2 separate regions of the Homo sapiens genome follow, and region 1 is linked to region 2. The links are chromatin contacts, found by Hi-C or POLR2A ChIA-PET in ENCODE. All regions are on one chromosome and are shown on one strand. Each heading gives the region's core, a stretch centred on a gene start or an enhancer-like site at or near the end of the contact. The rest is flanking DNA. Distances are from core to core; before and after follow the strand shown.

The links. A loop is a pair of places that touch in the nucleus more often than their neighbours do. ChIA-PET counts read pairs that join two places held with the same protein, here RNA polymerase II (POLR2A). Pooled maps may share reads with other maps.
Region 1: a map of heart left ventricle shows a loop between it and region 2 (2.0-fold over the local background). The contact joins the promoter of ADAMTS12 here to the enhancer-like site in region 2. A Hi-C loop is called at or near these places in 3 of 168 maps with a recorded cell type or tissue (chondrocyte, heart left ventricle and heart right ventricle) and 3 of 50 pooled maps. POLR2A ChIA-PET finds 5 or more read pairs at or near these places in 4 of 52 experiments (AG04449, AG04450, PC-9 and 1 more).

The regions. Positions count from the first base shown.
Region 1 is chr5:33,890,589-33,893,693 of GRCh38, reverse strand. It overlaps ADAMTS12 (ADAM metallopeptidase with thrombospondin type 1 motif 12), which reads left to right and starts at 1,704. Exons shown (of 24, transcript NM_030955.4): 1 at 1,704-1,964. The coding sequence starts at 1,838. RefSeq lists enhancers at 1,421-1,920, 1,921-2,422.
Region 2 is chr5:33,770,712-33,774,282 of GRCh38, reverse strand. All of the region lies in intron 2 of ADAMTS12 (ADAM metallopeptidase with thrombospondin type 1 motif 12), which reads left to right. Among named protein-coding and RNA genes, the nearest start is that of ADAMTS12, 120 kb to the left of the region's middle. Within about 2 kb of position 1,827, at least 2 of the 41 ENCODE cell types and tissues checked have a DNase peak (open chromatin) inside an H3K27ac peak, as active enhancers do; they include PC-9, where a contact is called at or near this core.

The DNA.
Region 1 (3,105 bases), core at 455-2,954, 120 kb before region 2:
TCTGAATGTCTTTTAACTCCAGTTGTGATCCTGCTTCCTAATGTTTACGTAACAGAAAAAAGGCTCAGAGTAGTTCTTTTACTTGCTTGTGACAACAAAACATGTTCTGTTACACGTAAAGGGGATTTAAGGTTGCAGATGGAATTAAGGTTGCTAATCAGCTGATTAGGAGAGTGTCCTGGTTAACCAGGATGAGTCTAATGTAATCGCAAGGGTCCTTATAAGTGGAAAAGGGAGGAAGAAGAGTGATGTGATGTGAGAAAGACTCAAAGGGCCATTGCTAGCTTTGATGGGGGAAGAGGGCCATGAGCTGAGGAATTCAGGCAGCCTCTAGAAGTTGGAAAAGGCAAGACAACAGATTCTCCCCTAGAGTCTTCAGAAATGAATGCAGCTGTGCTAACTCCTTGATTTTAGCCCAGTGAGACCAGTTTCAGATCAGAACTGTCACATAAGAAATTTGAGTTGTTTCAAGCCACTGAATTTATGGTAACTTGTAACACCAAAAATAGGAAACTAGCATATACCTCTCAAAGTCTTGGTGCCCATGTGTTCCACATCTGAGAGGACCACCTTGCTTTCAGACCACTGAGTTTGCCTTGGAGGCTCTGTCCCTATACAAGGTTGAGTAAGCTGGTATCCCAGAACTCTTGATTAACACATGTGGTTGGCTGGCAGCCAGGGAAAAGTCAATATTGGGGGCCGAATTCTTCCTGAATGGAGTAAGGAGGCCTGTTTCAGCTCAGAGGTGAAAAATCTTGGCTGGATTAGCCCAGTAAATTCTCAAGATGCCTGGCAAGCGTCCTGGATTGTGGCATTCTCTGACCGATGTAAAAGCTTGAGCCTCTGAATGAATGGACGCCCTCTCCAGGGTAGCCAGTTCAGGGAAACTGGGGAGATACCTTAACACCTTCCTGGGTTGACTTAATTCCTGGTTTCCTTTTGAGTGAATGGAGGTGGGCTAGGAAAGATGGGGTTCTAGAATCAGAAGAGCCGCACAGAGATCTGCAGACTCAGAGGGGCCCACAGGCATTTGCAGCAGTCACCTCATTGCACAGCTGAGGGGGCTTGTCTGAGGTCACATTAGCAGATTAGCGCAGCCCATTTCCCTTTGTGTGACTTGGCAAAGAGAAAAATCGCCTATTAGTTTTTCCAGTGGAAGAGAATCCCAGAGCGGTCCGAGTGGGTGAGGAGTCTTGATAGAGCGATGTTGGGAAAAGTTCAGGAACTTGGAGGAGAACAGCAGGGGAGGGGGCAGCGCTGAGCGCGGAAGGATGGAGGGAGTGGGGCCCCCCTCTGCCTCAACTCTGTTCTCCTCATTTTGAGCTTGTATTTAAGCACGCCGGGGGGCTGGCCTGGGGGCCTCTCACTCGCAGCTTCCTCCAGTGCCTCCCAGGGCGGCTCTCCCGGGTCTCCCCTATTTGGCCGGCTCGGCCAGCTGGGCCTGGCGTTCGGGGCGGGGCCGGAGGAGCGCGGGGGTGGGAGTCCGGGAGGAAGATGCACCGAGCGGGCGGGCTGCGAGGCCGCGGGGCATGCGGGAGGCGGAGGGGTGGGGACCGGGGTGGGCTGCGCCCTCCCGCTCTGGCCCATTCCACACCCCGCCGAAAGCGGACACTGTCAGCTGAATCACTCCCCTTTTAGGAGGAGGGAGGGGAAAAAGGTGTCTAGCTCCTTTCTGCTTAAAAAAGCACAGGGAGATCGCGGGCAGCTTTGCAGTCGCTGCCTTCTCGCGCCTGACCATGCACCCCTGCATCTTCCTGCTGGGCCACAGGCGAGCGCTTTATTTCTGGAGCTGAGGGCTAAAACTTTTTTGACTTTTCTTCTCCTCAACATCTGAATCATGCCATGTGCCCAGAGGAGCTGGCTTGCAAACCTTTCCGTGGTGGCTCAGCTCCTTAACTTTGGGGCGCTTTGCTATGGGAGACAGCCTCAGCCAGGCCCGGTTCGCTTCCCGGACAGGAGGCAAGGTTAGTGACTCTTCTTTATTTCTTTTTAAAACAGTGGTGGTAAGACTTGCGGGAATTTTGTTGCTCCCCTTTCCCTTCCCCCACCCGGCAGAACTGAACTCTGAAAAGCCATTTGGCTGCGTTGTAAGGAAATCTGGGCTGGGACCTCAGGAGCCTAGGCTTTCTCAGAATTCAGTGCTTAAGGTGATGAGTCCTTCATTCTTATAGAAAGGTGAGTACCTCACTCTTTTACAGGGATGACACTGCAGTCTTTGAAAGACCCAAGAGGTAGCTGGTAACTTTTTCTCTTTTGTCTCCTCTTTGAATGCTGTACTGTTTTGATCCCCTATTTTTCAGACTCTAAACATGGAAAATTTTTTTTTTAAGTGCTAACTGGCTACTGGCCGTCATTGCAGTGTTTCTAGTTAGTTTTAAACCTCTGGTCAGGAAAGGGGAAATGTGATTCTTCCCCCCTACTGAGCAGGCTTGGCTGTGTTTTGGTTTCCTGGAAAGATTTAGGGTTGTATTTTTGAAAGAATAGTCCTTTTGGGGGAACTATACCTCCATAAGGGCTCACTTTTTCCTGTCCTGTCTCACTGACCACAGCTGGCTGCTTCTCTTTATGAATTTCTGAACTCATGTTATTGTAGGAAGCATTGGAAGCGTTCTGGTGGACAATTTGTTGTTGTTGTTTTATTCTTTTAAGCCTAACAGTCAGCAGTTTATTGGACTTGGAAGGGTCAGAGGCACCTTCATGTTTGGTGGGGGGTTCATTGTACCTCTGGGGGTAAACAGTCCTAGCAGCAGCAATGGCCCGCGTGGCACTCTGTGTCAGCCCATCCGATCACTGGCAATAGCCTTCCAGGGTGCAGGTACCAGTGTTGCTGTCCCTGCTGTACAGATGAGGATGCTGCAGCTTGGAGAGCTTATGAGGCCAGCTAATGTAGAGCAGAGTTTTCAGCTCAGGTAGTCTGACTCTTAGAATCATGCAGCACTGTCCTGTAGCAATAATAGGGACACACACGCACACACACACGCATATGCACCCACACGCATGCACACGCACACAGAGCACTGGGTTAGCATGCACTAAGTCCTGTGTTTGCTGACTGTGCTGAAGCCTCGGGAAGTGTCCTCCATGACTTTCTGACATCCCTTTAAT
Region 2 (3,571 bases), core at 578-3,077:
TTTCCTTGTCAGGACTTCTAATTGTCCATGGGCAGGAATGTCTGGTTCGTTTACGGCTGTATTCTTAGGGTTCTGATAGAGAAGCTGGCATACAGGAAGCACCTAATAAATGTTTTTTGTTTGGATGGATGAAAGTGGTGATCTCAGACCAGATTAGGGTCGAGTGAAACCAAAGTCTAATATACTGGTTGGTGCAAAAGTAATTGTGGTTTTTGTCATTACTTTAAATGGAAGTAACCTCCCCATTACTTTAAATGGAAGTAACCTCCCCAAAGGCCACACCCCCAGTAGTGGAGGTGCCACCTTTTGTAGGTGAGGCGGATGGCAGTGTGTGTACGTACTTTTGCACCAACCTAATAGTGGATTCTGAGCAAACTCAGCCAGCTGCTTTCTTTGGGCACCCCCTGACAGTCAGTGGCTTCTTGGCCATATTTCTTTCAATGAAGGGCCAACTCAGTTTTATGAAGAACTGAAAGTCATATGTATGTATGCAAAAAAAGTCTATCATAATCACCCTCAAAAAGCAACTTTTTCAGTAGCTCGGGGTATGTGGTGCTGGGCTAGGCTCCTGGAGAGAAGGCATTCAACATTATCAACACTACTTGGGATTAGGCAAGAAAGCTGATCTATATGATCTTTCTTCTTCCCAGTTTATTCACAGACTTAGTTTCATGCTACTTCTGGGAGTCAGGGTAATTTTGAGTCCAATAACTAAGAATTCACAGAGAGAAACAGACCCTAGTTTGTCATCCTGACTGCCATAATGGTGGAGCTGTGACCAGCCATGAAGGAGGCTCCGTAGATGACACATGTCCATGCCTAGAGCACATGTCAGGCCACAGACTGGCAGCAGGGTTTCATTTTATAAAGAACATAGTGCACTCATCCGCAGCCAGTTCTCACTGTGAATACCCTATGTGAGAAGAGTGAAAACAGAAGGGAATGTGGTTCTTAAGGCTATGAAAACTTCTCTGCCTACTATCTATTATAGGAAGCTCTAATCAAAATATCAAGAACATGGCCTAAGTGTCAAGTAGACTGATATTGAGGAGTGTCCAAAGAGTTACTGTCTGAGTCTAAATTCAGAAAGAAACAAGTCACCGAACAAAAAAAGATAAGCAGCAGTTGCACTTCTTGGAAAAAAGAAGAATAAAAACAAAAGATTCCATCAAGAACAGCTCATGTGTTCAAGAATCCTGGTTATTTATGCCTTGCACCTTCCATATGCAGGTTGTTTGCAAAGTATTTGCAGCTGTCTAAAAGATTACCTTTCCAAACTCTAAAGTAATACTCATTCTCCAAGACGCAGATCACAAACACCTTCTTTCTGAAGCCTTCCCAAATGGAATTGATTTCTTTCTCTTTTGTGCATCCACAGTGTGGGATCTGTTTCTTCTCACTGCCCACTTCATATTAGCATTATTCATTCCTGTGTCTAGAAGGCAGGGTCCAAGCCTTATTTACATCACACGTGGTGTGCTTATCTCAATGAGCTTCAAATAGTGGTGCTTAAAATGAATTAAATCCAACGAAAACTCATCCAGGATTAGCTCAGTTTTTAAGAGTGGTGCAGATCTGTCTTTAACTTAGAAACCCTCACTATGCTAAGGGTTTATGAAGCACAGCCAAGCTGCTCTTTTTCAAGAAGCCTGGAAAAGAAGTATCTCAGTTTTCATTTGGGCATATGCTTTGTTATGTATGCATACAGGCACATAAGGAAACTGTCTTCTCTTTTCTTAATTCTGGAATTATTTTTGCTCAATCTCCTGACCTCCTGGATGTTTTCCAAGTGAGTAATACAGCACCTTGGGAGGAGCTATGGCTAAAACACATGGTAAATTAGTTTCATCTCACACTGCTCAGTTGGACCCACTGGTAGAAGATGCCTGGGCTGCTAGTTGAGGACTGTGAGATGGGTTGAAGGTGTGAGGTGAGAGCACCAAGGATGAATGGCAGTGTCTGCTGTGAGCACAGGATGGGACCAGATAGGTGAGGCAGATGACAGTGTCCTTTTTTGCTGTCTCTGGTCTGGACGAATTACTTATGGTAGCTCTTGTGCAAGGGAACTGCTGTTGAGAGTCTAGAATGAAAACTTCACAGGATATACTTGTTGAAAAGGACCACAAGGCAGGGTGTGGTGGCTCATGCCTGTAATCCCAGCACCTTGGGAGGCCGCAGAGAGGATATCACCTGAGGCCAAGAGTTCAAGAGCAGCCTGGTCACATAGTGAGGCCCCATATCTACAAAAAATAAAAAAAGTTAGCTAGGCATGGTGGCAGATACCTGTAGTCTCAGCTGTTTGGTAGGCTGAGGTGGGAGGCTTGCTTGAGCTCAGAAGTAATAGCTTGAGGCTTAATCCCAGAGGATTGTTTGAGGCTGCAGTGAGCTGAGATTGTGCCACTCCAGCCTGGGTGACAGAGCAAGACCTTGTCAAAAAAAAAAAAGAAAGAAAGAAAGAAAAAGGATGAGGGGACCACAAAGGACATCAAGTACGCAGTATAACTTTACTACACAGTGTTATCACTTTAAGGACAGTGAATATTTAATATTATATACAATATACAATATATAAAATGTACCATCTTAACCATTTCTATGTGTATAATTCAGTGACATGAGTGTATTCACATTGTTGTACCACCATACCCATCCATCCACAGAACTCTTCATCTTGCAAAACTAAAACTCTATCTGTTAAACAAATTCTATTTTTGCTGTATGGATATTTATTTTTAATAAAAGAAACTAATAATTATAGGAAATTTAGAATATTCAAGGAAATAAAAAAGAAGAAAAACCTCACTCAGAGTGGGACCATTAATACCATTAATGTGTTGATGAATGTTTCACTTGATCATCAAGGCTGTGACCTCATTTTTCTTTGACTTTTTGAGGTCTGCTCCCAGGCAATAACTGGTACCCACTCATTCATACAGGCTAAAAACTTTACTATGATACTCCTTCCAAACCCATTGTAATTATTTTTCAGGGGACAGATTCCTTTTTTACTTTAAGCTAAAGGAATAAAGATCTAGTTATGGATGTTCAACATCATTTACTCAACAGTCATCACTAAACAGACATTTGTTGAGTGTCTATCATGTGTTGGGTAGCATTGTATGCAATATATTTAATAGATATAGGATTGAACAAAATAGATGAAAACCCTACCCATCAGGGAACTGAAATTCTCATACAGAGAGTGATATTAGTGACATTTACTAACCTGTAAATATATGCCTGCCTGTCTATAATATGAAGTCCTCTAAAGAAAAATTTAAAAAGTAATGAGGACCAGGAACAGTGGCTCACATCTCAAATCCCAACACTTTAGGAGGCTGAGAAAGGAGGACTGCTTGAGGTCATAAGTTCAAGATCAGAATCTCTACAAAAAGATTTAAAAAGAAAAAATAGAGGAGGAGGAGGAGGAAGAGGAGGAGGAGGGGAAGAGGAAGAAGAAGAGGAAGGAGAAGAAGAAGAAGGAGGAGAAGGAGAAGAAGAAAGCAGGGAGGATAGGGAGTGCTGGTTGGGAGCTCTGAACATTTTTGGTTGTGTGGTCAGGGAAGGACCT